4 separate regions of the Mus musculus genome follow, and regions 1, 2 and 4 are each linked to region 3. Evidence: chromatin loops called from intact Hi-C (ENCODE). Cell type or tissue: heart. All regions are shown on one strand. Region 1 holds the start of Hectd2 (HECT domain E3 ubiquitin protein ligase 2). Region 2 overlaps Hectd2os (Hectd2, opposite strand). Region 3 holds the start of Ppp1r3c (protein phosphatase 1, regulatory subunit 3C). Region 4 holds the start of Hectd2os (Hectd2, opposite strand).

Region 1 (8,000 bases), 180 kb before region 3:
GTCATTCTGGTGGCAATTAGAGTAGGTAAGAAACTGAAGGTAAGACCTAAGGCAGACAAAGCATAATCTTTAAGATATTAAGGGCATTGAGGAGTCCATGACAAGGACCATTGAGGAGTCCATGACAAGGAGCATCCAGCTTTAAGGTGCCAAACTTGACGATCACTGCAGCATTTTGACGATCACCGCCACATTCCTCAGTCTTAGATCTATGCAACAGTGCATACTTTTTTTTTCAAAACTCCATCCTCTCTTTGTTCTGATTTGCTGCACTACAGTCTTTCTAAACAGTTTTATACATTTGAAACGTATTTCCATATCATACAGCTCACATAAAGGTCCCACACACACAGAAGTGAATATGGCCGTTGCAAGTCAATCCGTCTTCTACTATGAACATGGCTTTGTCACTCTTCCAACTCTGTCCTTTCCATCCCTGCATCCTCTGACCTCTACCCCTAAGTCATCACTGTTCCACTCTCTATTACCATAGATGTCTGTTTCGTACATTTGTATTATACGTTTTTTATATAACATATTTTAGTCATATTCTTTCCCCTGCTTCTACTCCTCCCAGGTCCTCTCCATCTTCTTACCCTTCACCCCAAATGTCACATTCTTTTATTTTTCTTTCATGATAATCCCACCATTAGAAGCTTCTAAAGAAAGAGTTGTATAGGTGTAAACAGTATCTGGGTACAGTTTTGGCTTTTGTTTTTAATAAAAATAAGTAAGAAATGCTCTATCTTTGTGTATGTGAAAAACAGAAGTCGTGAACAGGGTCTTAGAGAACATCTCTAGTTGAATAGAACCTATTGTCTACAACTGCGTGTTTGCTTCATTTTGACGGCCAGTGTGTTCCACTTTCTTCTGTAATGCAACAGATTGGATGCATTTTTCTCCAAAAAGTTACAATCATTGTACCCAAGGAAGTATGCCAAACACGGTTAAAAGAAGTATATTTATTGACTTCACTACTTCAGGACCAATACTCAATTGGAATATGAAAAAGACGCTTTCCTTAAAAAGTGTGTCGCAAGGCTGATGAGATAGCTCACTAGATTAAGGAGCTGGCTGCCCAGCTTCACATCTGAGCTCCATCCTCAGGGACTCAGACAACAGAATGAGAGAACTGCCTCATGCTGCCTTCTGACCTCCACATGTGCAACATGGCACATCAAGCGATAAATTAATGTGATAGAACCTTAAAAGTAAGTCTGAAGCACACATTTAAAATAGACCACATGATCATAATGATTGGTTAGGAACCATTCTTAAATGCTCTTTCAGAACCAATTTTGCTGTTGTTCAGTACACTATTATTACTGTGTGTAATTAAAGGGGTGCTCTGTCAGCTAGACTTTCCATTGCCTTCCAACTCTTATCTTTGCCATTCATTCCTCTTTGGATATAATCTCTCTAAATCCCATTTCATTGCCCCATGCCACCCCGTTCCCCTTTAGGTCTTTTGCCTTCCTAAATCAGATGAAAAACCTGATTGATCAAGTCCAGTTGCATCTGGACTTAGAAAGGTCCCCACACTTGACCATTACATTTGGTGTCACTGAAAAGCGTCTTCAGCACATCTTTATGCATAGCAGCCAGAGCTCTGTCTGACTCCCCTCAACCCCCAGATCCAGTAGGTACACACAAAAAGTTTTTCGTGACAGTTGCCTTACAAGTTCTGCCAGAGTTATCATTCTAGCTTACCAAGAGCACCCCCATCTACCTCCCAGTCCTTACCCGGGGCTTGTATGAAAGAGACTTTAAGTGGTACATTATGAATCATGTATTTAGTAGGAAGTGGAAACAAATTCATCATGATGCTTATCTTTCCTATATAGAGCTCCCAGCAGAATAAACCAATGGGCTTGTTTCCATTGCCTTATCTCGTCTGGAGCAGTAGAAATGAACACTTCTGACTTGCCAGTTTTTTTGCCAATATCTAAATATTTTTGTTCTATTGAATGTGACTAGATGTACAGACACACTTTTATTTTGTCTCACACATGAAAAGTGAAAGCATAAGGCATGCGATCCAACTCGTTTCTGATCCAAGTATTTTAATAGCAAATTACTAAATTTGGTTGTAGACAATAGGAGAGATAACCCACCATCATTTCAGAATTTATTCTACCAGTCTAGACACAGTAGCATGGTACATCTTGAATCGTATTTAAAATGAAAGGTTGGTTTTACAATGTTTGTTACCAGTTTTCAGCATGCTGGCCTGCTAAAAGAAAACAGATGTCTATGAGATAGTCCGGAGATTTAAGAAGAGAGGTCTAAAAACAAAAATTCAAGAAAAAGGAGACAGAAAAGGGTGTTGCAAAGTAGTGCCTGTGTCATTTGGCTCTAAAGATTATGAAATACCTGGCTACTTTATTCTACTTATTGTACACCTTTTGTTATTAATAGAGAAACGATGGTGACAGCAATTATATTAAAACTACAAATACTTCCTAGAAATAGAAGCAAACTTTATAATTTCCAAAGTAATACAGTAGGCACTATCCGATTCACTTTATTGCTTGCTACAAATTCTGGGCTTGAAAAACAACCTCATGCCAGGAAGAACTGTAACTATTTATTTAGTTCTGCGGACTCTGAATTATATAAAATGACAGTCACCAAATCCCCTCTGAATTTGTTTCAGAGATATTCTTGCTTCTTGTATTTGGAGCTGAGTATTCTTGGATTAGAAAATTCACTTCACCATGAATAAAATAACGAAGTCTCAACTAAAAATCCCAAGACCTCAATGTCGAGAAATTCTCTATTTTTAGTAAGTGGTACAGTGAATACTTCCTCTCTCCCTTCTCCTCCATCAGCAGGTGTCTCTGCCATTCCAGCAGACTGATAAAAGGAAAAGGAGGGGGCGAGGAGAAAGGAAATTGTCTAAGTCGTCGTCGGGTGGTGGAGGTGGGGATATTTTAACATGACGATTTAAAGTAATTTTTTAAACGTTCTTACCCAGAATTTATTACGAGGTTTATTATGGATTACTCAGCAGTTTGGATCTGTCCATCTGTAACTTATAAACGGAAGGGGACAAGGGATTAGAGGGAACGAAGGACGGCGGGGGGCGGGGAGAGCAAAATGTAGGCGCGTGGGCACGGAAGGGAGAGGCGGACTTGGCAGTCATGAGGGACCGCGGCTCAGAAATGGAAAGTGTGGCCTGGCCGTCCTGCCCTGGAGTGTGTGTGGGAGGGGAGCACGGTGTCGCATTGTCCTCTCCCGACCCTAAGCGCTTCTCCCGTAGGATGAGGCCAGGAGAGGACACGGGGAAAGAGTTAGTCATAAGGATGCTCAGGTGAGCGGTCTCCCAGTCTCCCCGGCGCTGGAGGCACTGGAGGAAAGATCAGGGGGCAGACATGACCCCGAGTCCGCTTCCTGAGCGCGAGTTTAAAGGTCAAAGGCCACCAGCTGGGTCAAAGGTCCCCGGCTCACCTGCCACTCCAGGTGAAGGGAAAGCCAGGGTTAGAATCCGTGTCACAGCCTTTACAAGGCCTGTCGCCCTCCCACCACAGCCCGCGACCAACATGGCGACCAGGCGCCCCCCAGCTCCCGCCCCGCGCCGTCTCCTCAGCGGTCCCCGCGCGTGACGCGGGGCCGCGGTCTGAGCCCCGGCCGGCGGACCCGCGGGAGCGGAGCGCGGCCGAGGGCGCGAGCCGGGCGCACGCAGGGGGTGGGCGGCGGAGCCTGGCGGCCAGCCCGGGGGCGCGCGCACACGCGCGGGCGCGCGACGGGCCGCGGGCGCGCGCGGGGGCGGGGGCGGCGCGGCGGCGGCGGTTGGAAGGAGCCCTCTCGCGGCCGCGGCAGCAGCAGCAGCGCCCGCCCCGGCTGCAGTCCGGCCGCCGCTGCCGCCGCCGCCACCGCCTCGCGCCTCAGCCGCCCGGCCAGACATGAGTGAGGCGGCTCGGGATCTCTCGCCCGGAGCGCCGCCGGCGGTAGCCGCGGCCGCCCCGGAGGAGAGGAAGGGGAAAGAACCGGAGCGCGAGAAGCTGCCGCCCATCGTGACGGCCGGCGCAGCCGCGGTAGGTGCGGCGGGGGCCGGGGGGCGCCCTGGGCGGTGGGTTGAAGGCGGCCTGGAGAGGGGACAACAGGGAAGTTGCGCCTCGAGGGCAACGGCCATCACTTGGGAACCGCGCCTTCCACGCTCGGGGAGTGGGGTCCGCTGCCTGATGCTGGGTGTTTGCTTGTTTTCGGGGGGTCTGGCTCCCGACTTTCTGCTGAGGGTCGGCATCCTCTGTTGGATGAGCATGGGTGCCAGTTGGGCGTCAGGGAGGTTTTCCCTGAGTGGGAGAACCTGCCTGTGGGCGCCAAGGCAGCGCTTCCCTTCGCTTTTGCGGTCCTTTCTCCCCTCGGGTTGAACAGTCTCAGAGAGGAGTTTCCTCCTAATTCTGACCTTTCCGTTGCTATCCGGGTAGTGGGAGGCAGTTGCCTCCCTGGATGCTTTTATTTTTTTCATACGGTACTGACGTGTGATTTGAAGGAGCGAGGCTTTTTCTTCTTTTAAAACTCGGCTATCCAAGCTTAATAAGCGTGGTAATTTCCCAGCTGGATTTTGCAAGGGTTAATTTGGAAGGCGCTCTCAGCCTTCAAACTCCATACTGCCAAATGATGTCATGGGACATCATCCCCTCTCTCCCTTCCCCCTGTTTGTACTTAGTGGTTGGGAGTCTGGTTGCTTTATGATTAACTTCTGGTTTTGACATTTTTATTTGACATAGTATTTAAATACTTTGGGCAAGTTTGCTTTCAAGTATTTAAAGATTATGACTTGTCAACGCATCTGTACGTGACAAAATAGTAAAAGTTTGGGGAATATTATACATTTAAAAAAATTTCTACTTGCAATTAGTTTCTAGAAGCCGCCCTCCTAAATGACTAGGAACTTACTAAAATAGCTCACTCTTCTTTATAAAGTATTAGTATCAGAATAATGTTATGATTTGGTAGGTTTTTCAAAAATGTCTGAAGCCTGTAATAACTGGAAATTGTTAAAGACAACTCTTTTATCATAAGTCAGCACAGCAGATTTGGACAGCAATGACACACATTTTAAAAGGATAACTACAACTGATTGGTAAATTGCAGCTGTAGTTAGGAATTACCTTGGGAGATGCTTTGAAGCAATTTGTCATTCATATTGTAGTCTGTTGGTGCACAGGGTTTTCACAGCTTTTTATGTAGGACTTCTTAATGCCAATGTAGTTTGTTTGTTTCAAGTCTGGGTATGTGTCTAGTGTGTGTATACGTGTGAGTATGGGTATATGTGTATGGAGGTCACATATACATGTGACCTGGTGTTGGTTGTCACCCCATGCTTTGGCAGTTTTTTCCTAAGGTGGTTATTAAGAGGGAAAATGTAACATCTGCTTTTAGAAGCAATGTTATGAGTTTAGTGTCTAACAGCAAGTACCTTTCCCCAAATTATTTATATATAGTGAAGAATATATTATATATAGCAAATAATGTCTATTATTTATCAATATTATTTACATATAATTTCAGTGGAACTGAAAGAAAGGTTTGGAACTTAACAGAAGCTGATACAGTGTGGCTGGAAGTCTAACATTTGTTATCTGAAGCACATAGGTCTTAGTAATTTCAAGTTTTTCAGATTTTAAGAAAGTAATCCTTTTAAGTATTACCACATGTAATAACTACAGTGAAGTCCTGGCCAATTTCCTGGCATCAGTAGTATCTAAAACTGTAGCCAATGTATTGTTTGTTCTGTTCAGTGGAATAAGGTTAAAAACTCTTACTTGCCTTATGGCATTTCAAGGCACATCCACATTTGTGCTACCAAGTGAATTGCAAAGACACTCTTTTTCAGGATGTAGACTAGTCAAAGAGCCTATAGTTTAAGAATTTTTAAAAAATCTTTGAACATGGAGGATAAAAACAGTTTGGAATAGAAAACTTGGGATTCTGAGGCAGTTTCTGGTGGTGCCTTAAAATTTCTTTTGACCTTGATACTGCTGTTGGATTTTTCAATGGAAATTTTAAGAGGAAAATGCAAGTATGTATTGCATATTTTTCAAGAGGATTTTCAGAGCTGAAATTTTGAGGCATCATGATAAAAAGCCTAAGGAAAAAAAATGCTGACATCTGAAGATGAGGAAAGCCAGGGCATCTGGGATGACCGGATTCTCCAGTAGAGTGGGGAAGACTTGATGGAATGTGGTGGAAAGAGAAAGACAGTTTATTGCCTCCTAGTTTATTTCTGAACTCTGTAGGGCTTAAGCAGAACTCAAGGTTTGTTTAGTATCCTAATTGACATCAGGAACTTTGGGGACCCTTTTAGTGATTCTTCCTTTTTGCCCAAATTAATAGCTCCACCCTTCCAACTTGAGTTTATATTTCAATTCAAGTGGCCCTGTAATCATGTGGGGTTTTTTCCCTCAGAAAATTAGTGTGTCATGGTTATGACGGTGTAGAAACAAGTAAGAGTGACAGCTCACGAAAATAAAGAAGAGGTCAGATTATGCTGATCCTAATAAGGCCAAAAAATATAAGCTATATTCTGAATGTTTAAAGAGGGGTGCCATGATGGGAGAGAGAATGGTAGAAACTGTAAATTCTGATACTACCTCTATGCCAAATTCCATTCAGAAGATTCCTGACACAGGTCTCAAACGAGACTGACTGTAGAGTTACTTTGGTAGGATGTTGGTCCTGACTCACATCCCACCCTAAGATACCAGTTTTCAATCTGATGCACAGTAAAAATCAACTGGGAAGCACTATGACGGCCTAAATGCAAGCTTTTTTGTTTGTTTGGTTTTTGGTTTTTCGGGACAGGGTTTCTCTGTATAGCCCTGGCTTCCTGGAACTCACTCTGTAGACCAGGCTGGCCTCGAACTCAGAAATCCACCTGCCTCTGCCTCCCAAGTGCTGGGATTAAAGGCGTGCGCCACCATGCCCGGCCCAAATGCAAGCTTTTTAAATCAGAATTTCTGAGACTGGAGACATATTTTTCTTTTAACTTCTTGGTAAAACTAAGAGTGAACACTGATGCTGTAATGTACTGAATTAAAAGCTATGAGCACAGCTCAGCAATCTGTGTTTTAAAACTACACCCTCATCCCAAATCTGCTTAGCAATAGCTGTCAAAGTGGTTCTATGAAAGATGGGGTGCAGGGGTTAGTGAAAGGGATGGCTGTTTAAGTGTCTCAGTGAGAGATGCTCAAGAGGCCCCAGGTGATGGAAATTAGACATACTGAATTCACTAAGGCTGGCAGATTGAAATGGAGACAAATATGTAAATTAGTGATTTAATACAAATATTAGAAAAACATGGTAAATAAAGGAGAAAATACACAAAGGAGAGACAGAATTAACTGTGGCAAGTAGGGACGAGTTTTATTGCTTCCTTCAGTATTTAATGGGCTGAATGGGAAAGAGAGGTTCTCACTGGAATTGACTATACCAAGGAATTAAATAGATTCAAAAAAGATAAATTTTATATAACTAGGGAGGTGAAATCAGTTTAAACTGTGTGTGTGTACATGCGTGAGTGTGCATGTATGTGTGTGTACATGTGTATTTTGCTGAGGATCAAACTCAGGGCTTTGTGCACATGCATTCTATCACTGAGCTACATTTCCATCCCTAGTTTGGAATTCAAAGGGAAGCTTGCCCCCAAATAGAAGATGAGGAACTGTGCCAAGTAGGCAGTAGAAGCGTTTAAGAGAAAACACAAGGTGTGTGCAGAGGACAAGAGTGACAAGTTTGTGTTGTGTATGAATGGGCTTGCTGGAACCTCTGGACCATGATGGAGCTACCAGTCACTGAACATATGTTATGCTTAGCTTTGCACTAACTGGGGTAGAAACACAGACAAGGCTTAGCCAGAATGTCGCACCTCCGGTGATCTGGGGCTAATGGATAACAAGCAAATCAGTATGTAAAAGCCACAGTAATTCTAATGTTCCTAGTTATACAGGACCAGTTAGTTCTACTTTAAACAGTGGGAACTTAAAATTTTGAAA
Region 2 (8,000 bases), 61 kb before region 3:
ATGTACATGTGTGTGGATGTGTTTGCATACAAATACACACATAAACACACATGTAAATGAATTAAAAAGTTTTAAATATCTGCCCACAGAATTCCAGTATTTAAATATTGCAGTAAATCAGCAGAGCCATTGGGCTGTGGATGTCCCAACCTTCCCTCTGTCCTCACCTACCCAAAGACATCCTTGGGTTCTGTAAAATAGCTTAGACACTGAGAGAAGACCATGTGCACAGACATAATGAATGATCCAAGACTCTTTCTCACATTTGTTTCTAACACAGTATCTGAACCATAGAAGAGAGAGTCCTACCCTTGGCCAAATCACTGCTCCAGGTAGTGTAACAGGTCACAAATCTTTTATGTGCTCCCAGGACACACCACCATGACCTTATGAGCATCCTATGAGGGCAAACTGATGGTCCATGGCTCAGTCATTTCTTAGAGCTGGTGCCCAGCCTGCACAGCACTCATCGGCGATGGGCAAACTGGAGAGGCACCACTCACACATATTAACCCCTCCTGCAGCCAAGCTGTTCCTACCCTACCCCAAGCTATCTTCATATTGGAAGCCTCTACAAAGCCCACATGTTATGGATGACATCCAAGGTAGCTAAAGAGAGGCAGACTTCTGGTCTACAGAGTGAGTTCCAGGACAGCCAGGGCTACACAGGGAAACCCTGTCTCGAACAGAGAGGGAGGAGAGGGAGAGGGAAAGAGAGAGGGAGAGGGAGAGGGAGAGGGAGAGGGAGAGGGAGAGGGAGAGGGACAGGGACAGGGACAGGGACAGGGACAGGGACAGGGACAGGGACAGGGAGAGGGAGAGGGAGAGGGACAGGGACAGGGACAGGGACAGGGACAGGGACAGGGACAGGGACAGGGAGAGGGAGAGGGAGAGGGAGAGGGAGAGGGAGAGGGAGAGGGAGAGGGAGAGGGAGAGGGAGAGGGAGAGGGAGAGACTGCTCATGGAATCCTCAGACGGAAGGGGGGAGGGTACCAGTGAACAGAAGGAACCAGAATCTCAGCTTTATCCATGTCCTCTTTGTGCCATGGGACACATGAAGATGACTTCTGCTTTTGACATCTGACTAACTGGACATTACACGTATGGATGCAGCAGATATGATTTTACTTAATTTTAAGTTATTTAGCAAAGTTTTCTGTTTTGGCATCTGCTATTCATCTCCACTCATGATTACTAGCTTACAAAGAAGTAAACAAACAAGAAATGAAACAAAACTGTCACCAAATCTCTCTTGAATTCTAGAATATGTAGTTTGCTTCTATAAGGTTGTCAGCCACAAGGTCCTTTTAGCTGGGAAAAGTCCGTCTCTGTGTCATGTGATCTCCGCCGACTACAGTGGATTCAGTGAAGAATACAGACTTTAGAGCCAGGTCAGCAAAGAGTCAGAGGGTACTAAGCACAAAACCTGTTGACCTGATTTTGATCCCTGGGGCCCACATGATAGGAGAGAGCCAATGCCTTCAAGTTGACCTCTGACCTCAAGAGGGATGGGGCAAGAAAAAATATTTCAAAGACTTAGAAGCTGAGTCAATCATTCGAACCATCTTGTTTTACAAAATTGGAACTCAAATTGGTAGTAAGTTATTTAAAATTCACATGGAAGCCAAGTGTGACATGACCAGAGTTGGGATTTTATGCTTACAAAACAGCTTGAAAGGAAAATTAAATATGATTTTTTTACAAAACTATTTCTGCTTTAGAACTCCTAATTATTTTAGTTTTCTGGTGCCAGAGGAAATGTAAGGGAGATGAATATCAACCACATTTTTGTCATTAAGTCAGAAAGACACCGTCCTGAAATACAGGACTGGACTCAGGTTTAAGAAAAAGTGCCTTAACCTGTTAAGGAAAATAGTGCTTATGAGGGTCTTCTGAGTGAGGGGTGATGGCTAGGAATGTTCCAGACCCCACTGATCATGGATGTCACATGCACCAGGTGGCATTTATTTTTGGTCATTGTTTTATTGAACTTTCTTTCTTTGCGATTTAATGAAATAGAATTCACTAATGTTTGTCAATTCATCTATAACCATTATCTATTTGATATAAGTTTACACATACCTTCCAATATGAAACTTTTAATCCCATGGTTCTGTAATAGCAGACCACCAACTTGGAGATGAATCATGAAACGAACAGAAAAGTTAAGTCAGCAATGCCCAATGTAACCTCTTCTTGTTTTATTCTTCATAAAAGTACCTATATCAGTTAGGATAGGCTACATGCATGATACAATAATAAAATTGTAGAATATTGCTGTCTTAAACAGTGTCCCGTACAGCCTTGAAGTGGGCAGGCGGAAGGTATGGTACCTTTTCCTTTAAGCAGTTGTTTTCTCCACAGTAAAATGGTAAGATGTAGATAGTCTTTCATGTTGCAGTGGCTCAGACCCAGGACTGGGTGAGCATAAACCCTGTCTGGTGGAGACTGCCACAAATACAAGAACAAGGAAGGAAGCAAAGAGACTCCTAAACTGATTCAGAAAGTGTCTCCTCGAAGTCCTTTGTACTTGGTCTTATCAAGGAAAACCACCAGAAACTGAGTGACCAGTCCCAGGAAGTCATGTGTGGTCTACATTGTACAGCATGCTTACAACACAACCAGAGTCAGTGTTGATGACTTGCCCCTCCTTAGTAATGGACAATCAGACATCAGTCCACCATTTCCCAGGTGCACTGACACAAATTCACCTGAAAACTTGTCCCACCCACCGTGGGAATTCCAGTTAAATGGGCAACTATTAGGGGTTGACTGAGGGTCACACATATCACACCACACAGATAACTTTTCTGAGGTGGTATAAACTGGTTCTCTTCCCAGATCGTGGTATAAATGGCACTGATTTGGGGTTTGGGTGAAATGGAGGGAAATGGATAGGCTGCCCTAAAGGAAAAGATGCCGGTGTTGAGGGCATTTAAAGTCCTGTTTAACCTATAGTGCTGTGGTCATCCACACCCTCAGAGCACGTACCTCCATGCTATGTCACAAGCTGGCTATAAATCTCTGAGAAGTTGCATTCCTCCTCTGAGCTGTCAAATAAAAAGATTTTTAAGTATAAGCCCTGCTACAGAAAGACATCATATTCAGAATGCAAACATGTAAAACTCTTGATGAAGGACCACATTCCTCTACACATGACACTGGCGGTGGCCCCGGACACGTCTTCCCATAAACTCTTTGGAGATCCAGGGAGCGTAGTTTCAAAAACACCAGGTTCCCCAACCTCTCCATCCTTGCCTATGATTCAGATTCCAGCTTTAATGACGGCATTTCAGGGTTCTAAATCTGAAGACATAATAAGCCGGCTCAACCCTCCAACTCCGGCCACAGGACTGGCTCTGCTGAGCCTGCTGTGTTCATCTCTCCATGGTGCCAGTCAACCTACCACCCCTCAACCCCACCCCCTTGCCCTGAAAACTGTTAATAGCAACTACTGAGGCTGCAAGCCCAGTCCCTGAATAATGCTGACTTCTTCTGCCTGTACTTGGGAGCCAGCAAGCCATGCGGTTAACGCCGACACTTTGCAGGACGAGGCGTTGTGCGCCAGTGTCCAGGTTCTGTTTCACTCCTTTCCCCGTTAAGTGCTGAGGGCTGACGCCACAGTGGCGTGAGCCTCTCCTCACATCCCAGACTCCTTGGTCTTTCTCCAGGTGATTAATTAGGATCCTGGGGGACACTGGAAGCGCCTTTGGAATATTAAAGCCTCTATTCTGGCTGCCTTGCTTAGGCTTCTTCCATACAATAAAGGAGCCAATTGTACTGTTAAAAGAGTGTGTCTCAAGAGCCTTCCTCTGGCCAGTTGGGTGAGCCCATGTCCGGGTGTTTCTAGCAGAAGCAGGATGTGACCTTTAAGACTCACAACTATCGGGAACACCCTTTTCAGTCATCGGCATTTAAAATGTCGTCGCTCTACTTGCCAGTGAGTCCTGTCTTTATCTAGGTCATTTACTCAGCTGTTTACTGAGCGATTCTCTAGCTGCTCACTGCTCCAAGAGCAATCCCAGACAAAAAAATCATTTGGGAACTTGTAAGGACTGCAGAAACTCAGGAACCAAGCCCAGACTATTAACTGTCAGCCCTGGGAGCCAACTGTGGGTGGCATATCTTCCTTATGTTCCTGTATTTGAATCAGATCCCCAGACCACTGCTTTCATGGGAAAACTAGGGACACTTGAGCGATGTGGCCAGTAGCAAGAGCCCAGCTGCCTCATAGCAGCACATCCTTTGTCACAGGAAGCCCTGGCTTCTATTTCTGACTTGGCCACCGATACTCTAAGTGGCCTTGGCTAGGTCATTTGAGAATTTGGGGCAATCTGGACTCCTAGTCCTCGGGGACTAGCTCTCAGGACAGAAAGCAGAAAGGGGGTTGTTTCTCAGTATGCTGAGAGCTTGCTTTTATTGCCAAGCAGACCATTGTCCTGATGTACAATCAGTAGTCAGTAGCTAATTACTATCCAATGAATATACAATAACCATGTATCAGTCAGAAACAAAATGCAGTTGGGAAAGAGAGGAGGAGCTTCAAGCAGCTCCCGTGGTCATTTTCTCTCGTTGATGACACCACTCAACAGTTAATCACGTTGTCACATGCAATCTCTCTATGGGACCTCACTTTGTTTGGCTACCTGGGACTTCACAATGGAGTCCTTTAGCTTCCAAAATATGAATAACCATGCCTGGGTGCCCTGTCATGTCATGCAGAACTGTGTCAAGAGGCCCCCCTGGCCATACCTTGAAAGTCATAAGACAGCCCCAGGCCCTTCATATGACAGAGCCTCTCTGTGAAGGCCAGCTAAGCAATGTGAATTCTTTTCAGTCGCTCAAATGGGTACAGCCTTTCCAGAAAACCCTTTGTCATGTGTTGGCCCTCGGGAGGAGCAATGAAGAAAAATAGGCAGGCCTGTGTGTGAGTCACAACACTGTTAGTAACCATGGAAAACGGTGAGCAACCTCACTGGTCACCAACAGCAAACTGGTTCAATAAACTGGTAAATGCAGATGCCACCCTACAGAGTTTAAGAGCTACTAAAAAAATCATGCCTCGGTGAAGGCCTGAAACCCCACTCCCACCCCAGAAAGCTGCTGAATCATCGATTCATGCAAACACACCAAAGACTACATTATGGAAGGTGATTGCATATCTCCTTGAAAATGGAATACATAAACAGGCATAGAAAAAGAAATAACACTGACGATATCAGCACTGGGAGCCGACTGTGGATGGCTTATATTCCTTATTTGATTTATTAGTCTCTGCAGTGTAAGTCATGGCAATATTCAAAAGCTGGAATTCTGTTTTAGAAAGAAAGGTACAGCAGCATCCCTTGTGATTGCAGGCGCTGCTTTCAGGATCACTGAGCTCATTAGTGAGACAGCCACTCTGGCTGGGGACATGAAGACCCAAAGGACAGGACTCCACACTGGCTGTGTGCCACTACCTGAGTTGACTTGAACAGACACCAGTAGCCTAGGGGCTTGGGGGTGGGGAGGAACGGCAGCAACCTTTTCATTCAGAGACTCAGAGAAGAACAAATAGAGACGGGATCTAATTTCTTCCTAGCAGACAGAAAGCACACAGCCCTGCAAACTGTAGGGCAGCATAGATAGGTGCCACAACCTCTGCAAAACCCTGAAACCCCAAACATGATTGCAGAACCAGGCAGAGGGATGCAGACAACCTTTCCCCTGTCTCCTGGGGCCTAAACAGCCAGACCAATTTTCCTGCCAGATGTTCCTTTTGAGACCCAAAGGAAGGCAATCTATTTTCAAGAGAAGAGAGCAATGGAAAGCTGTGATCCCTCCCTCCTGCTCACTGAAAGGGAACATCTATGACAGAGAAAACCAACAGCCATGGGAACCTTGGTTTGTTGATTCTGGGGACAGCAGTGGGGGGGAGGGGGAGAGTGAGTGGGCGTGGTCAGAAGGACAACAGGCCAGTGGTGGTGGCAGTCCTGAGAGAGTAATTGTGTCAGTGGATGTAGGGGTCTGGCATTTCCCTGTGTGAACTTATTTAATCTTCATAAGAACCCAGAAAAGTAAATAGCATTGTAAAGCAAGAGATGAAAGAAAGGCCAGAGAGTTGCTTCCTTGGTAAAGACCAAAAACTGAAACCCAACTCCAGGAAAACATTTTTCTACTAAAAAAAAAAAAAAAATTCAGGCACACACCTTTAATCCCAACACTCAGGAGGCAGAGGCAGATGGATCTCTGACTTCCAGACCAGCCTGATCTACAGAGTAAGTTTCAGGACAACCAAAGATAATCAGAGCAACCCTGACTCAGGAAAAAAAATTAAATAAAAAAATAAGACTTTTCTGGGTTTTTATGAAGATTAAGTAAGTTCACACAGGGAAATGCCAGACCTGTACATCCACTGACACAATTACTCTCAGCCCTGGTGATATTTATCCAAAAATTCTGATTTTTTTTAATGGGCTGATTCAGCCCTTGGTTTTCTTCCACACGTGGCCTTAAGTTGGTTCTAGAGATATCTACAACACTCCTTCCAATACATTTAATAAACTCAGTATGCTCTGCACTCCTCCTACAAAAAAACAATAACAAAAAAAAAAAAAAAAAAAAAAACCTCAAGATCTTCCCACATCAGCATGAGATTCTTAACATATTTTCTCTCCACTTCACTAAAGAACCACTTCACTTTCTAGGAGCTATTTTTCATCTGCCTGGATGATGTGCCCGGATCCAGCTCTTACCGTGTGGGAGGTTTTTACTGTCATCCTCTGCAAGAATACCATGTAAGAATGTCTACCCTGACCCTACACAAGAGTGTCTAGCTAGAAAAGGATGACAATAAAATTTGCACTTGAGCTTTTGTAGAGTGCTTTGCTGTGTCATGTGCCCCAGTGATGGGTGGGGGTGGGAGAGACACACACAGAAAGGAGAGAGAGAGAGAGAGAGAGAGAGAGAAAGAGAGAGAGAGAGAGAGATCAAAGGTATTTCTGTCTGGAGATGATGAACCTGTCTACGTGTCCAGAGAACCCTCCCACTCAGGTTATATATGCATATGAAGACAGGACTCTCCAAAAGGCTGGTGCTCTGGGCTGCAAAGGAAGTATGGATATTCAATGGCCAGATGCCTCCTGAGTTCCAGGCACAGGCCCTGGCACGAGGGTATCACTGGTGCTAGCACACAAACCCTCCAGCTGCCATGAAGGGGCTCACAGACCAGTCCACACCCTTCCATAGTCTTTCTTTCTTCTTTCACAATTCTATAAGAGCCAATCCCATCCCTCTTTCCAGGAACCAGGCATTTTCAGATAACAAACCCCAAACTGAGAAAGGCTACAAAACAGAACTCTCTAGTCACAAACTAAAGGGGTCCATGGTTCTTCCATCCTCCCTTCATCCAGGAAGGTTCTTGTTTTAAACATCTGTGTCAGCCAGAAATACAGGAAAACTTAAGTCTCTAAATCTAACTGGGTGAAGCCAACCGTAGAGTGAGACAGAGGGTGATACTATTCTATATATGTAGACATGGAAAGCTGCCAAGGTTTTCTAGTAAATGAAAAAAGCAATTTGTAATAAGACAATGCAGCGCACGGAGCACAGTTACCATGTGTGCCTAGGATAAGCTCTGAAGCGGTCATAGAAGATGTTCACATTCTGCAACCAGTTCCCTTCAGTCCCTCTCCCTTGAATGTGAACTGGATTTAGCAATTCCTTTTTAAGGAACAGAACGAGGTAGTGGTATGGGACTTGATAGACTGTCATAAAGTATGACATGTCTCTCTTCTTGCTCTCTCTTTCCCATATTGCCTATTTGGGGGTGTGTGGGGGCAATCAACAAGAGTATCTCTGTGACAAGGACTAAAAGCCTCCTGCTAACAGATACAAGTGGGCCACCTTCGAAGAAGCTTCCAAACATTCCTAGCTAGATCTTCAGAGAAGAGAACTGCAGCCCCTGCCAGCATCTAAGAGCCTATGGGGTTAGTACCCCCAACTCCCAAGTTCCTGAGGCA
Region 3 (8,000 bases):
CCAGACAGCTTCTTCCATTATCACAGTCCCAGCCTCTCGCTCCCTCTGGCTGCTGTTTCCTATTTTGGCTCTCGAACCGGTTTTACTTCTCAGGAGAAGTAATCCACTTGGGAAACAATAAATGAAGCAATTCTTAAAATGTCATGCTGTCCTTAGAGTGACAGTAGGTGACGCTTGTTAAAAGAAAGAATGACTTTTTCATTTTATCACAGTCATCCTCATTTTTTCACAAATGACCAACTGCAACACCAGCCAACATCTCACAGACTAAAGGAAAAACTTTAAACAATCTACAGTTCATATAGAAAGATGCCCATGACAGGTCCAACTATAAAGGGAATAGCTACCTGCAGGGATAACAGACTTGTTCATTCTGACCAGTAATAACCACTTTACTATAGCTCTGTCTTGTAGCCTGCAGTGTACATTATATATACACAACATAAAGTAGTTTTAAAAACTGATAACCAGAAAATGAGCTGTTTTAAAATACACTGAAGATATATGAATTTATAAATACTGAAAACTACAAAGGAAAACACTAAGATGTTCATTATCTTTGACTGATGGAATTATAGCATCTACTGGTTTGGGCTTCTATGATGTTTCCTGTTGTTGAGCAGGTCCTATTTACAAGTAGGAAGGCAATAACAATAGTTTGCATCAAACAAAGAACCATCCATCAAGACTTTTCTGGCCTTTCTTTCCCTTGAACCACACTATAATTCCACACTTACAGAATTAGGTTTTTCCTCTCCAATGTCAGCCTTATAAATCAAAGAAACATGAAATACAGTAGGTGCCATTTTGGAGTCTGGGGCTTTATTAATTATTTATTCTTTAACAGTTTATATATGTATATAACATATTTTGATCATAAATATAGTCTGGCTTGAAGAATTCTCTTCATACCAGTGCTAAGCACAGCACCCTGTATATGGTCATCATCACAAAGTGGCCTGTAAAGAATGTATACTGAACTCACTTTAATAGCTCTAGGGTTTTTCTGAGAGGATTACAAACTTCCAGCAACAAAACCTCAAAGTCTATTTGTCTCACAACCATTAAGAGGCAGGATTTGGGGAGGGAGAATTCTTGGACTAAGTTACAACTGGAGATGCAACATTTCGTGAGATGGTCTTGGTTGCCTGGTTGATGGAGCTGTTGTTCGTTTTTTATTGGTTGAGCTGTTCTTGTTTTTCTTTTTGTTTTAGTTTTTTTGGTTTTTTTCCTTTTTTACTCCTGCATTTATAGAAAGTTTTAGTAGTGGGCTATTTCCCTGGAATTCTAAGTCCTGGCCAAGAGTTAAAAATAATAGCTTGCTCAAACTCTAAGACTGCATTTTCTATGACAAACCAGGAGAGGGGAAGTGGGGAAAGAAGAAATGCAAAATCCTCTACCTTTTGCCACAGGCTAAACTACCTCATCAATAAAACTAAGCTGCACCCAAGTGTTTGGGTCTTTGAGCTCAAAGGCAACAGAGTCACTTCAGCAAAGGAATCCCAGCTAAAACTGACTCACTAAGGCAGTTTCTACTGTGAGATGTAGATTCCCAAAACAGGCGCTAAGAAATACAACTCAAATTCCATCCCTTCAAAGCCTCCGGGACGATTCAACTCAGCCATCAACCTGGGAGTCTCCCATCTGCAGAGAAGACAAAACCACAAAAGCCCCCAAAGTCCCCGCAGCTGCAGGCTCCCCTCCATTCGGGCGCAGAGTTGCACTGAACCTACCTGGTGCAGCTCATTGGACCGAGAGGCAGCGGCGACCGCGACAACCGCACCCTGAGCAACTTCGCACTCAGTACTTAAGAGGATGCAGCGCCGCGGTCCAGCCGGCCGACTGACCGCAGGCAACCGGGAGGCAGCTTATCAAAGCCAGATCACGTGAACCGGTCCCTCCGACCAATCAAAGGCCGTGCGCCCTGACCAACCACTGTGCAGCTGGGGCACGAGCCCCTGCCCCTGGAACGTGATCACCGCGGGGCTGGATGTGACCAGAGCGTGCTGGAAGGCGGCCGTAGAGTCCCTGAGCCCTGGGCCAGCGGGATCCAGCCGTGTTCCCGGAGCCTGGCGTGCAGCACGTAGCTCACGGCTCGCAGCTGGCCTTCTGCAGCTTGTGCGAGCCTGGCGGGGTCTTCTATGGAAACGCGTAGGTCTGTGCAGAGTTGAATCTGAGCTCAGAAAGTTGTGGCTCCGCCCGGTGTCTGTGTTATTTGAAATGCTTGTGATGCTCCTTGCTTTGTGTCCAAGCACCTTGGCCCAAGCAAAGAGAAGTTGGCTGGCTCTTCTTCCTCCACAAATAAAGTCACACAGCCACTCAAATGTTAAGAAAACACGTGAGCCCATGAAACGAAGTGGCCGTGTGTGTGTGTGTGTGTGTGTGTGTGTGTGTGTGTGTTTCCCTCTGAAGACAGAGGCAGAGAGGGCCAGTCTGTACAGCCTAGCGAGACTCTGCCTCTGAATAAGCAAATGGAGACTATGTGCTGACCTATTCAGTTCTCTGCTTGGGAGAGAGAACTATAGGCCAACATGAAGTTACTGTCCTTGCTCATTGTCACCAATTGCAGCAGACAGCCCAAATCCCTAGACTGAGTTATGACATCCTTAGGCAGAGGTCAAAATCACAGTTGATTTCATGCCCTACCCACCCAGCGGCTTTCGCTGAGATTTCTTTCTTTTCTTCTGTGCACATAACCAACACAAAGCAAAACTAAAATAAATATTTTTTAAAGAAACGTCTACTGAACATCACAGAGGAAAAAACTTGATAATTGGACTTTTAAAAACTAAAAAGTTCGACCGGGTGTGGTGGTGCATGCCTTTAATCCCAGCACTCTGAAGGCAAGAGTCTGGAGGATCTCTGTGAGTTCGAAGCCAGCCTGATCTACAGGATGAGTTTCAGTAGTTACACAGAGAAACCCTGTTGGGGGGAGAGAGAGCAAGGCGCGCGCACGCGCAGGGGCGGGGGGAGGCATATCTGTTAATCAAATATAAAATTGTTTTCTTCTTTTGTTTTTTGTTCTTCCCCCTTTCCTTTCCTCCCTCCGAACATTCCTACGTTCCTTGGTCTCTTTCAAATTCATGGCCCTTTTTCCCCCTACTTGTTGTTCTATGCGTATGAATACTGATTATTTTTACAAAGTCCATGACCTAGCTCTGCTTGGCTATCTAGAAGCCAATTAGAATGTGCAAAAAATTCCTCTGTCATGTAACTGTCAGACTCAAGAATTGTTACAATGGAGTAAAGAATAAGAACCATGCTATGGGGCTGGAGAACGGCTCAGAGGGTAGGAGTCCCTTGCTCTTCTTTCCACAGACCAGAGAGCAGGTCGTACCACCCAGCTCAGGCGCTCATACACAGCCTGGAACTCCAGCTTCAGGGGCTCTACCGCCCTCCTCTGGCTTTTGCAGGACCTGCACACATGTGCACATAACCAACACAAAGTAAAACTAAAATAAATATTTTTTTAAAGAAACGTCTACTGAACATCACAGAGGAAGAAACTTGATAATTGGACTTTTTAAAGATTTATTTTTATATTAGACATATGAGTGTTTTTTACCCCTCTGTATGTATGCATACCACATACATGTAGTGCCCTCAGAGGTCAGAGGTGGGCACTGGATACCCTGTCATTGGTTGTAAGCCACCACGTGGGTGCTGGGAACCAAACCCTGGTCCTCTACCAAGGGTAACAAGTGCTCTTAGCCGCTGGACCATCCCTCTCTCTCCCTCTCTCTCTCTTGGGCTTTACTTCTGAATAAAGCACCTGACCAACAGCAGAACTAACGCCCCTCTCAAGATGGCCAAGACCACGTGAAAGGCCAATGTTTAGGGTTTTAATCCTCACCTGAACCCAGGCAAGTTCTAGCCTCAGATTCCTGTTGTGCAATATGGAGATGGTAAATTTGCTTTGAGGAATAAACTTGTGTGTATCAGCAACATCCCACGTTAGAGCTCAGTTCAATACTCGATCCTCCTGTGCTCATTTCTACTCTCACCTCAGCAAAGTTAGTACCTGAGAGAAGCAGCAGTCACCACCATGCATGGCTCATTGAGTCTTATCATGGGCCAAGCATGCGCACCATGTCATCTGTTAAATACTTACAGCATCCTACATGGAACTGCCTGTCATAAATACCATCTTAGATAAAGGAAAACCATTAGGAGATCAAGAAACCTGGCCGGGACCTTCCAAGTAGAGTTGTGGCTCTCTGGGATCAGAACCTGCATGCAGGATAACTGCCGTCTGCCCCATTCTGGCTTCCTTTCATTAATGGTCAGTTACAAGGATAAAGACAGGAGGCGCCTTGTGTATTGTTGGCTTCAAACACTTTGTGTTTCACAGTTGATAAATCTAAACCCCGAGGAGGAAGCAGAGCTGGTAGCCAAGGGCTGGTTAGGTCAGAGCCAAAACTAGAATCTTGGATAGGCCTTTTCTCTACGCAAACCGTATATGCTGAGATAAAGGGTGACTATTACCAGCTAAAGCTATGAAACAGCACACTGTAAGAACAATGCAGTTTGATTCTACTTAGGAGGGAAAGATATGCAGGGACAGGCTCTAGAATATTCTTCACCAAAATGTTAGTGCTTACTAGGGGATGGTGACAGTACTCGTGGTAAAATGTTTTTGTTTTGCTTCTTCGTGGTTTTTGGAGATTGTTGTTGTTGTTGTTTTGGTTCGTTTTGGTTTGGTTTTTTGGGTTCCACACACACACACACACACACAATGAACACAGAAGGCTTCTGTAATTAACAAATAAATTTGAAAAGGTTTTCAAGCTTTCAGATTCAAGTAATTCAGAGAGACTCTTAGCTGGGTGCCAAGAACCACGTTGGAAGCTTTTTAAATGTTCTCAGGCTGCCCCCACCCCTCCCCATCCCAGCCCCACCACCGTCCTAGAAAAGCTGTATTGACTCTGCTTACGCTCCTGCCCCCTGGTGTTGATTAATGCTGCCAAAACAGATTTCTATTTCAACTTCAAGAGGACTTTTTAAACAGAAAACAGTATTCTTTCCTACAAGAAGTCAAGGTAACCTGTAAGCTTAATAGTCCAAGCCTCTCCTTCAGGCTCCTAGCTGGTTTTTACTGCCTTTCATTACAGGATTGAAGGTACTGGAAAGGAATCAGTGTTTTTTCCTTGGGTGTTGCGTCAATGAAGATGGACTAAACCAGAAGTTATGAAGAATTTTATTGTTTGTGGGCTCTATCCAAGTGTGGCTTGGCAGCACTCAAACGTTGCTTTGTCTTACTCGTCTTCCCATAATAAATCTATCAACCAGGGCTCGTTAATTGGTGCATGGTGTCCAGCATCATGCTTGAGGTTACCTGGAGTCATAAGCCATAGCCCTTTACCCTTGAGACTATTCTAGATATTTCTTTTATTTTAGGCTCAAAAAGTACCCCACAGATGAGGGGCTGCTGGCTGTGTGGTTTACACAGTGGGGTTGTCCAAGCATTTGCTCAGTATCTCACCTGGAGGCTGGACTCCTTTTGTGGGAAATTCACCCTGGGGTCCCCCAGTTACCAACTCATTTTCTTTTTCTTTCTTTCTTTGTTACTTTCTTTCTTCCTGTGTACATAAGCATTTTCACACATGTGTGTGATATGTATGTGTGTGTACATGTTCACGTTTGTGCACGTGTGTAAGAGTATACATGTAGATGTAAATGTCCCACGAACATTTCCCACAGATGTTCCAACAGATGTGCTGCAGGACAACTCCCCAACAATGGGCAGCTGTGGACGGGAAGTCCAAGAATCTAGTAGTTGCTCAGTCCCACGAGGCTAGTTGTTTCAGCTGGTCTTCTGTAGAGGCTGGAATCCTGAGTAAGTAGGTTCCAACAGATGTCCTGGCAAGTAAGAGCAAGCAGGTGAATAAGAGTGAGTCTTCCTTCTTCCAATGTCCTTATGTAGGCCTCCAGCAGAAGATGTGGCCCAGACGTGTACCACCACATCTTGACCTGGGACTTGCTTTGTCCCAGGTTGACTCAGAGATCTCGCAGGTGAGCCCTCCGATTCTGGACTGTAGTTCATTCCAGATATAATCAAGTTGACAACCAGGAATGACCATTACAAAAGGGGTCATTTACTCTTCTTGATGGTGTCTCTGTAGTCACGGAAGGCTGAAGGTGGATAAAAGTGTTGAGTTACAGGGGGCCTGAAAAGTAACAGCTGAATCATGCTGAAGGACGTTTAAATGTCACTACAACATTTAAATGTCACTACAAGTGAGTGAGTCCATGTGTGTATATGTGAGTGCACATATGTGAGCATGAGTATACATGTACACGTGTGCATATGAGTGTGACTATGTATGACTGTGTGTGACTATGTGTGTAACTGTCTGTGTGTGTGTGACTGTGTGTATGACTCTGTGTCTATGACTGTGTGTATGTGCATGTGGGTGTGGGTGTGACTCTGGGTGTGTGACTCTGTGTGTGTGTGTGCATATGTGTGTGAATGTGTGTAACTGTCCCTGTGACTGCCTGTGTGACTGTGTGTGTTACTGTGTGTGACTTTGTATGTGTGTGTGACTCTGTGTGGTGTGTGTGTGTGTGTGTGTGTGTGTGTGTGGCTCTGGGTGTGTGAGTGTGTGTATATGTGCATATGAGTGTGTGTGACTATGTATGTGACTGTCTGTGTTAGTATGTGACTGTGTGTGTGTGACTGTGTATGACTCTGTGTATATGAGTGTGTGTAACTGTGTGACTCTGTGTGTATGACTGCATTGTGACTCTGTGTGTGTGTGTGTGTGTGTGTGTGTGTGTGTACAACCTGACACCTGAGTAGAGGTCAGAGGATACATGCAGGAGTTGGTCCTCTGCTATTTAGGTTGTAAGAATCAAACTCATGGCCTCGGGCCTGGAAGCAGGTGCTTTACCCACTGAACCATCTTGCCTGCCCTTTAAAGATTTTAATGTGACCACCTGGGAGATGAAGAGGGAAAGAGTTCTTCAAGAAAAAGAACAGATCAAATCCCAGCAACCACAGGGTGGCTCACAACCATCTGTAATGAGATCTGATGCCCTCTTCTGGTGTGTCTGAAGACAACTACTACAGCGTACTTACATATAATAAATAAATAAATCTTAAAAAAAAAAAAAGAAGAACAGAAATTAGAAAAAATATACCTGGATTCACAGGAAATATCAGAAGAAAAATCAAAGTGATTTTCTAAAATATTCAAAATAATATTCTGAAAAAGAAGGTACTTTAGCTCTATCAGCTTAAATTGTACTATAGAGTTTTACAAAATGAATATTGGTACCCAAATACAGAATTAGCAGTGAGAGAAAAGAATACATAAATGTACATACTTACATATTAGAATTTCCTATATGCTTCAAGAGGACATTTCTAATAAGGAGAGAGGGGATTGTTCAAAAAATGGGCATCTGACTAGCCTTGGAATGGATATTAGAAAGATGTATACAATAAATGGCTTTCATTCTCTGTGGAGAGGAGCCAAAATGGTTTGATGGCATAGAAACATGTATAAATAAGACATGTCAGTAGGAATGTCTTAAGTCTGTTCTGTGTTACTATAACAAATTGCCAGATATATAATATATTTGTAATAAATAAATGTGTAATATATAAAGAAATTTACTTGGCTCTTAATTCTGGTAGCCAGAAAACTCAAATAGAATGGTACAGGACTCTGGCAAAGGCCAACTGTGTTACAACACAGCAGAGGGTGTTCCATGAAGGAGCATAGTTGAGGCCAAACAGCAGGAGCATGCAGAAGCAACAGATCACACAGCAAGGGAGGACAAGAGACAGAGGGGAATGGGAGAGATAAGCTTCTCTCTTATATAACCAGCTCTGCCAAGAACTAATCCACTCTTTTTAAAAAAATCTACCCTGCTTCTAGAGATCAGCTTAGCATCAGTCTCTTCAGAGGATTAAGCTCTTAAAGGATCTGACACATTTCCATATGAGTTTGACACACACATCTGTCTAGGGATTCTAATTGTTTTTAATTAGGTTT
Region 4 (8,000 bases), 50 kb before region 3:
ACACAGGAAATATGGGTCAGACTTGTGGAAGGCGTCTGTTCCTGATGAGTACACTAAACAGCTACAACTCATACTCTGATAAAAATAAAATCTTATAAACGAGGATTCTTATTTTGCATTTTCTGTCTCACGAAATAACTCTTATCCTACAACCACAAAGCTCAAGGCCAAATCTCAGGCTTTCCCCGTGAGATCTTCCTGTGGGAACTTCCACAAATTTTCTACAAAAGCACAATCAAATTGCCAATCAATAATACCAAGTACACCATCACTTACCCTAACCCCGGCGGCAAACGCAGGGATGGCTCCAGCTACTCCACAGAGCTGTCCCAACACTGATAAATTTAATCCTGCTTAGCATGTTCATGGGGTTGCTCTCAGTGATCAGTTAGTAGGCTAAAACCCAAATCGGTCATTCTAAACAGGAAGAAAATTTCATTAGCATTTTTCATTTGTAAATGGAAGTAAAAATAGTTTCCTTTGCATACGATTGAAGGTCTGCTTTGTTAACTTTATTAAATACCGTTTTTTAAAAAGACAGTTCCAGCCTTATCTAATTGAAGTAATACATCTAAACCTTTCATACATTGGAACATAGGTAGTGTGGACTAGATGAAGCACCGACTGCTAATAATTATTAATAGCTTCTTACTGCCCTGAGTAACCTTCTACCGGAGCTAGCACACTGGTTCATCTGTGGCTTGGTATGATTCATTGCCCGTCATCTTCTGTGGAATAAATATAAGAAAAGCAGTGAGAGTCAGTGAGCCATGGAAGCAGATTAGTCTTCAGCCAGAGTGATCCAGTTTCTGGGAGTGACAGAACCAGCCCTTACTGATCGGGTACTGGAGAAGGCCCCTGAGCTTCACAGCAATCCTCAAGAGCCTCCTCGTTCTCCCGTCAGAATCTCAAGAGAAGCCTCCCCTCACACCAACAGTGATGAGCGGTCCGCCCGTGTCCCTGGTGGTCTGACGTCACTTCATATGCTTCTGTACTGCCGTACATTCGTTCATCCCAACTCATCATCATTCAGTGTACATACATTGGCGTGTTTCCACTGTCAGCCTAAGTGTGTGAGTGGTCTTTTAGCTTCTAAGGGTTCCTTCAAGCTGTTACTCTCCAGAGACAATATGGTCCTCGTTCCAAACTAGTAAGGAAAGCCATGATTCTGTGTTCGTTCCAGAGACCCATCCAAGTTGAAGAATAAGCTAGTGGGGGGGGGGGGGGAGCTCACAGCTTTGAGATCTGGTCCAAGCAAATCTACATCAGACTTCTAAACCCTGAGCTTCACTTCATCTTCTGTGAGTAGGAGATATCAGATCCCATTATCTTTTTTCCTTCATCCATAAACAAATAACTCTTGAACTCCTAGTGTTTATATGCCGGTCACTGGGATCCACAGTGACAGGGGATGAGAAAGGTCTCTACCCATTGAGCTTATGCTGGAGTCATGGAGAAAACAGAGAGTAACTTTGGTGATGAAGATGAGCGTGGAGAATGAGACAGGACCTTCGTGGGTGAAGAGGAACCACTTTTGACAAGAATGGCCTTTGAGAGGTAGCCATCAGTTTGAGAACTGACAAAGAGAAAGAGCCAGCCGCCATTCTCCAGGAAGATAGCAGAAGAAATTTGTTACAAGGGTGTAGAATTTTCGTTGAGGAAATAGTCAGGGCTGTAACGTGGGGGCATTGAGTGGCCCACAAGGAGGGGACGTGCTGTTTTGTACTGTGATGACATAGAGCCTTTCCTAGGCCTGTCTGTCATGGGACACAATTTGACTCCTTCTCTACAAACATTATTGAGTGCCTACTGCATGCATCCGAGCTCAGCACTCCTAAGGCTAATCGGTGCTCAGAGCCAAGTGTCTGGAGGCCAAGAGCAGTGTATCCTGACCCTTCAGGGCAGCAATGACAATGACAAATAGAGTGGGATTTGGATGCTCTCCCCTGACTATAAGAGGAAACAGACGTCTGAGAACGTCTCATGTTCGAAAGCTTAGGTTTCACCAACTGTGCAGTTTCTAGACGCTGTTCGCTCACACGGAGCGGGCAGGGATCTGGATTTAAAGATTGCCCTACTGGACTTCCAGGCAACCCATTTGTCAGCCAGCCTAGATCTCAAAGCCCAGCATACATGGGCAGCTTCACATACCTGGCAGCATCTGCACAGGGTGGACTAGCCTGACAGGCACATTAGAGTAACGGGGACAACCTAAAAGGCTGAGGCGGCAGTCAAAATACCTAGGTGACAATCCCAGCCAAGTCTCTGGGACTCAAGACTCTGATAACTCTTCAGGCACAATCCTGCCAAGGGAGGGCTAAGCATGGTGGGCACTGCTCACCCAAAGCATCCCTGGAACCCTCAGGGAAAGCACCCCCATCAAGCCACCACCTAAGGCCTAGAAGCTTTCCATCTCAAGGCAGCTGATTTCAAGTTGTTGTTCCGTGTACCTAGCAACTCAGCTGGAGTTGAGCAGCTAAATCGGAATCTTGGTCCTATGTGTTCTTCCCTTTTGGTACACTCGGGAGGAGGTAGAGATTGTTTCTCACCTCATCCAATGAGACAAGAAAGTGCTTGGTGAACATTAAGCAGCTATGGAGAGTTGGGAGTCAGGGAGACTCCTTGCACAGTCCTTAGCAGATCTCCGCTGTCTGCATAGTCTCTTGCCCTGAACCTTGATACATCTATTCTCCACTCCAGGACTATTGTGAAGAATACTTACCTGTCACATGACCGCAGCTATCCCTGGAGTAGTAGTATAGCTCCCCCACCCCCACCCCACCCCCGCTGACTACCTTAACCCTGAACAGCAACCATCTTTTTCTCAGCCTCAACAAGAAGTCTTGGCTCTAGGCCAGCGGACTGGGACGAGTGTGTGGAAAATGTGAGGCGCTTTTCCTTCTTGGGAAGAAAGCCAAAAATGGAGTTCTCTGGAATTCTATAAATTATGCGCCCAGAGAAGATTGAAGTTTACAAAGGAAAAAGGAAGAAACTCCCCCACTATTTGCTTAGTGAGCTGGGTCAGCCCAACTAGTGCCAAAACCCACGTACTTGGCCCATGTTGCTATGTTTGCAAAACAGGCCCATGTTCCAAGAGAGACCAGAGGCCTATACACAGCCAGCCAGATCTCTCTTCAGGCTGCTCTCTGGCCTACTTCAAAGTCCCTTGGATCCCCAAAGTCTGTAGCTTTGTTTCTTGGGCCTGGAAGGCTGAAGCTCAGAGAGGTGGAGCACAGGAGATCTTTCTGCACATTGGCTAGGCTTCACTCTTCCCTGTTCTTCCAAGTTCCCCAGCCTCCCTCCTCCACTTCCTCCTCCTCCCCCTCATCTCTTCCCTCCCTCCTCCTCTGCCTCCTCCTCCACTGTATAAACTCCAAGAGTCAGGATGGCTGATCAGCCTATATCACCTCGAAGAAACCTTCCCTGGTCCTGAGATAGGGTCAGTGCTCTTTCCCAAGGGCCCCACAACACCTTGTCTGTGTCACATGGTATTACTAATCTGGCCATAGTTAGTCTTCCATAGTCATCTCAAAAGCAGAGACTCTCTTGCTGTGGCATCCTCAAGTCACTCTCTCAGTAAAAGAGTCAGTAAGTACCCTTTCTGGCCTCCTATGAGCCACCCTGGGACCTGTTCCCAATTCAGATAGAGAATTTCTCCCAGAAAGAGAAAGGCATACTGGCAGTTGTGCTGTGTTATGTTGTGTTGTGTTATTCTGTTGGGTTGTGCTCCGCCCTGTCTGTCTAGCCCAGTCTCCCATATATCTCAGCCACATGGAAGCAAACTCCAAGCTTTTTCTCACTAGCCTGTCCACTGCTTTTCTCACCATCTCCTTGGTGCCCCCAACCTCTCACCCTTCCTAGGCAACCTTTGAAGAAACAGTCCAACTTCTTCCACACAGAAACCGACCTAACCCTCCCACCCATTCCTCCCCTCCCACTGAGTAGAAACCTGTTGTCACAGACCCATGAACCCCTTTGCCATGCTTACCTCTGACCTCCTCACACTGACTCCGAAGGTCAACCCCAGATCTCAGCTACAGGAGCAGCCCCTGCCTTCATCATCCCCACCCCTAGTCCCTAATGCAGTGCTTGGCACGCTATCACAGCTGTCAGGAAGAGCTTGCTGAGTTAATTCATTCACTAGCACGCAGAAGATAATAATAGCATTCGATGTCACCGGCAGAGTGAGTGCAAAGATTCCAGCAGAAGCTATGCACAAAGAGGAAGAGACCATAGCTGTAGGCTGCAGTGACTTGTGAGGGGGAGGAGAGAGAGATGTAATGGAGGGACAAGATAATTAGCAACAAGACAGAAGGATGGAGGACAGCCTAGGGCAGCAGGGGAAATGAGAAAAAATACAATCTATATCCATATATTCTACCCTGGAAAGGGATAGGAGAGGGACCCTGAAAGAGTTAGTGGGTTAGTGGGAAAGAAAAAGTGTGGATTTGATCAAAATAAAGTCCATTGATACATGATGGAAAAATAACACTAAAACAAAAACTTGGGAAAACCCAACCATGCCTTTAAATCAAGTCAGATCCAGGTCTATTCTGGCTTAAAATGCCAGTGTCATCTCAGTGTTTATGAAAATCCTGGAACATTTTATCCAACCCTGTGAGGCCCATGCATGCATCCCAGCTCTCAAACTCTGGAAAAGGGGAAACTGAGTCCCACGGTAACTTTTATAGGAACGTTATTTTTTTAATAAGCAGATTTATGTACTATTTTTGCTACAAACTTACCTGCCTTTGGTTTGAAATCCTTAGTACACCTTTCCAGAGCTGCTTTCTCATGCAAACAAAGCCCCAGGGGCCTCTGTTGTATAACACAGGCGAGGCTTTTGTTTGTTTGCGTTTCCCCCACAGTGACCCATTTTTAAACTGCCCTATTTAATGCTGTAGGAACCTATTCTGGGATTGTTTATCTTCTAAATTGTTATGGAACCTTAATGTTATACTCTTCAAATGAGATCCACTGAGAACCAGGAGAAGAAGGGGGACTTGTTTTTCCTTTTGCTAGCTGCTGTGGCCCAGCTTCAGGCCCATCCCTGGGCCACGGGTCATCTGGAAACATTTCTGCCTACACAGAACATATGGTCTGAGAAAAGAAGGGGGGTGTACTCAATAGCAGGTAATTATTTTGAGCCAGGCACTGCCCTGATTACTGAATCTTACTTTCTCCCAAGATCATAAGCAGTAAATATTGTTACTTTCACCTTATAATCAAGAAAACTGTGGCTGAGAGACCAAGGGCTCACCCAGGTCTAGCCACAGGTCAGAATAGGAACCATCCCCCCCACTGTGCTGTACAAAAAAATGGGAGGAGCCACACAGTAAAGGGAAACCACTTCTGATTGCCAGGAGAGAGGTGACCTCAGTTCCCTAACACATCCCTTGCTTCCACTGGGCATGGCGGTTGTAACCGATGTGGTCCAAGCATTTTCCTACAATCCTATTCCCTATAACAACCCGCGGGGAGGTGATTCAAGTCCACCTTGCAGTGAGGGGTCTTTAGAAATGCCCAGAGAGAGTAATTAATCCATGCTGGGTCCCATAGAGGCAGAATTAATGTTTCAACTTCTTCTGGGTTTGTGCAAAGCCTTCTCCAACTCTCCTATACCCTTAAAAGAAGCAATGGGCATGAAGCTATTCAGTTGATCACTATAGTTCTGGGAGGATCATGAAGAAAGAACCTCACAGACAGTACTCAGCAGAGAAGGGCTGGTCCTGAGGTAGGAAGCCATCAACCAAGGAGTACGCATGGCTCCAGCTGCATATGTAGCAAAGAATGGCCTTGTCGTGCATCAATGAGAGGAGAGGTCCTTGGTCCTATGAAGGCTCAATAGATGCCCCAGTGTAGGGGAATCAAGGGTGGGGAGGTAGGAGTGAGTAGGTGGATAGAGGAACGCCCCCATAGAAGCAGGGGGAGGGAGGATGGGATAGGGGGTTTCTTTGAGGTAGGGAAACCGGGAAAGGGGATAACATTTGAAATGTAAATAAAGAAAACATCCAAGAAAAAAGAAAAAAAGAAATATGTGCACAAATTTCAGTTTCCAAGAAGGTTGACAAAAATATACCTGTAAGGCTGGGACACATAAGTCTCATGATTCATTACATCACAGGAAAGCAAGGGCCCTTCCAGCTGTCACCACCAACCCCTAGGCAGCAAGGCTCAGTCCCACAGGGGAGCCTGGGCCAAGATCAAATTACCCAAAGCCATGACTCAAGTCAATACAGTTTAAAATAAGTTAAAAAGCTATGTCATCTGGTTTAGGATTTTAAAAAAATGTTATAAAAACAAAACAAATATACTAGTTAGAACCAACAGGGGAAGTCGGAGATGGAAGCCTCAAGAGAATGCCATCAGAGTGAGCAGAAAGACGGGGAGGCAACTGGTAGGAAGCCTGGTTCAATTCCCCAAGCCCTGGCACAGAACAGGTAGGTATTTACAACATGTGCAAGAGTCCTTCATATTCCAAGTCAACTGTGTGCATTTGGGAGAGTGGAGATGGAGTCAGAGAGGGTCAGAAAAAAAAAAAAGAGAAAATTAAAAACAGTGCCTTCAACTCCTTGGGGTATGATGGCGCTGTGTTCCATAGCTCTTTTTCCTGAGTGGAAGCAAGAAAAGAAATCTGCTGTCACTGAAACAAGTCCCCTCACATCCATCTTATCCATCCATCAGGTGCCACTAAAGGTAGTCGTTATCCTTATAGGTAAGTACTTTTCACCCACTGTAACCATGAAATGCAAGCCAGTGACTCATCTGGTGGTAGTGCTCACCCAATAAAAGAACAAGACAGTGGACTGCTGTGGACGTCTGTGATGGACCAAAGGAGCCTCCCAAGTGAACCTCAGCAAACGTTTCCTCACCTGATGGAGTCACGGGCAAACCTGACTGCACGTGGCTTCAATCTTCCATGCTGACTTTGGACTTGCTGTTAAATCAATATAGTGACACTGACTGGAACCCTTGCTGCTATGGAGCATCTGCTGAGAGCTCAGGGGCCAGAGCTAATGTGAAGGGACATAAATAAATAAATAAATAAATAAATAAATAAATAAATAAATAAACAAACAAACAAACAAATAAGAAGTGGTTCCATTTTTAAAATAAATATAGCTACGTTACTTGACAGTAGCAATTAGTGTGGCAGGATGACCCAGCTGCAGGGTTTCAGGATGATTTTCAGGAAAGGAAAGAAGGAAGCAGGGATGGAGGGAGGGAAGCAAGGAGAAAAAAAAGGAAGGGGAAGAAGGAATAAGGGGAGGGAAGGGAGGTGAGGGGAGGATAGAGGAAGGGAGGGAGAGAGGAAAGAAGGGATGGAGGAACTAAAGGAGGAAGGAGGGGAAGAAGGAAGGTAGAAAAGTAGGGAGGGAGGGAGTTAGGGAGGGAGGAAAGAGAAAGGAAGAAAGGAAGGAAGGAAGGAGGGAGGGAGGGAGGGAGGGAGGGAGGGAGGGAAGGAAGGAAGGAAGGAAGGAAGGAAGGAAGGAAGGAAGGAAGGAAGGAAGGAAGGGTGAGCACATTTTTTTCCCCAATTGCTTCCTCTTTTATCCCATTCCAAGAAATCCAAGGCTCTCTTGCTCCAAGGAAGAGTTAGGGCCCTTTGTATACCAAAGACAAAAACATTAAAAATGTATGTGGGCTACAGTGTACGTCTGATACATGTATACATTGTGTGTTTAAATCAGGGTTAACATGTCCATCTCCTCAAACATGTATCACTTTTAATGTTCATTGTCTAGCCCTTTACAATACACAGAGCATTCTTGTCCATCATCACTCTACTGTGCAATAGCATCTTACTTCTATCTGTTGCTTAGCATCTATGTCCCTGCCCCTCTCTCCCTCCTAGTCTGCCTAGCCTCGGCCACTTTCTACTCTCAATTTCCATGAAAGCACTTTTCTGTGTTCCACAAATAAGATCATGTACACCCTGTTTTTCTGAGCTTGTCCAGGATTGTTGTAGTTGTTGTTTTGTTGTTGTTGCTGTTATTTTG

Evidence for each region. Peaks named below come from ENCODE experiments on the same cell type or tissue, not always from the same donor. Only the 100,000 strongest peaks of a DNase experiment are listed, where the experiment ranks them.
Region 1: a loop joins it to region 3, with 4 times the contacts of the local background. A loop is called at or near these places in 4 of 42 quality-filtered maps.
Region 2: it touches region 3 in a loop (4-fold over the local background); 11 of 42 quality-filtered maps call a loop at or near these places.
Region 4: it touches region 3 in a loop (3-fold over the local background); 13 of 42 quality-filtered maps call a loop at or near these places.

What each region holds. Positions count from the first base shown.
Region 1 is chr19:36,550,879-36,558,878 of GRCm38, forward strand. It overlaps Hectd2 (HECT domain E3 ubiquitin protein ligase 2), which reads left to right and starts at 3,761. Exons shown (of 21, transcript NM_172637.3): 1 at 3,761-4,037. The coding sequence starts at 3,906. It overlaps Gm41838 (a long non-coding RNA gene), which reads right to left and starts at 3,161. Exons shown (of 2, transcript XR_877830.3): 1 at 2,974-3,161; 2 at 2,047-2,856. In heart, a CTCF peak has its summit at 4,001; DNase peaks (open chromatin) are centred at 3,493, 3,533, 3,813 and 4,163; H3K4me3 peaks cover 2,689 bases; H3K27ac peaks cover 1,539 bases; H3K27me3 peaks cover 288 bases.
Region 2 is chr19:36,673,750-36,681,749 of GRCm38, forward strand. The region is part of intron 2 of Hectd2os (Hectd2, opposite strand); the gene reads right to left. Among named protein-coding and RNA genes, the nearest start is that of Hectd2os, 12 kb to the right of the region's middle. In heart, a CTCF peak has its summit at 3,796; DNase peaks (open chromatin) are centred at 3,952, 4,252 and 5,442; H3K27ac peaks cover 4,518 bases.
Region 3 is chr19:36,734,820-36,742,819 of GRCm38, forward strand. Ppp1r3c (protein phosphatase 1, regulatory subunit 3C) reads right to left here and starts at 1,785. Exons shown (of 2, transcript NM_016854.2): 1 at 1,734-1,785. The coding sequence starts at 1,747. In heart, CTCF peaks have their summits at 48, 1,844, 3,418 (motif pointing left), 4,953 (motif pointing left) and 2 weaker places; a DNase peak (open chromatin) is centred at 1,932; H3K4me3 peaks cover 2,694 bases; H3K27ac peaks cover 3,829 bases.
Region 4 is chr19:36,685,251-36,693,250 of GRCm38, forward strand. Hectd2os (Hectd2, opposite strand) reads right to left here and starts at 4,229. Exons shown (of 5, transcript NR_033510.1): 1 at 3,989-4,229; 2 at 277-417. In heart, no CTCF peak of the experiment used is centred here; DNase peaks (open chromatin) are centred at 3,081 and 4,131; H3K4me3 peaks cover 748 bases; H3K27ac peaks cover 4,867 bases.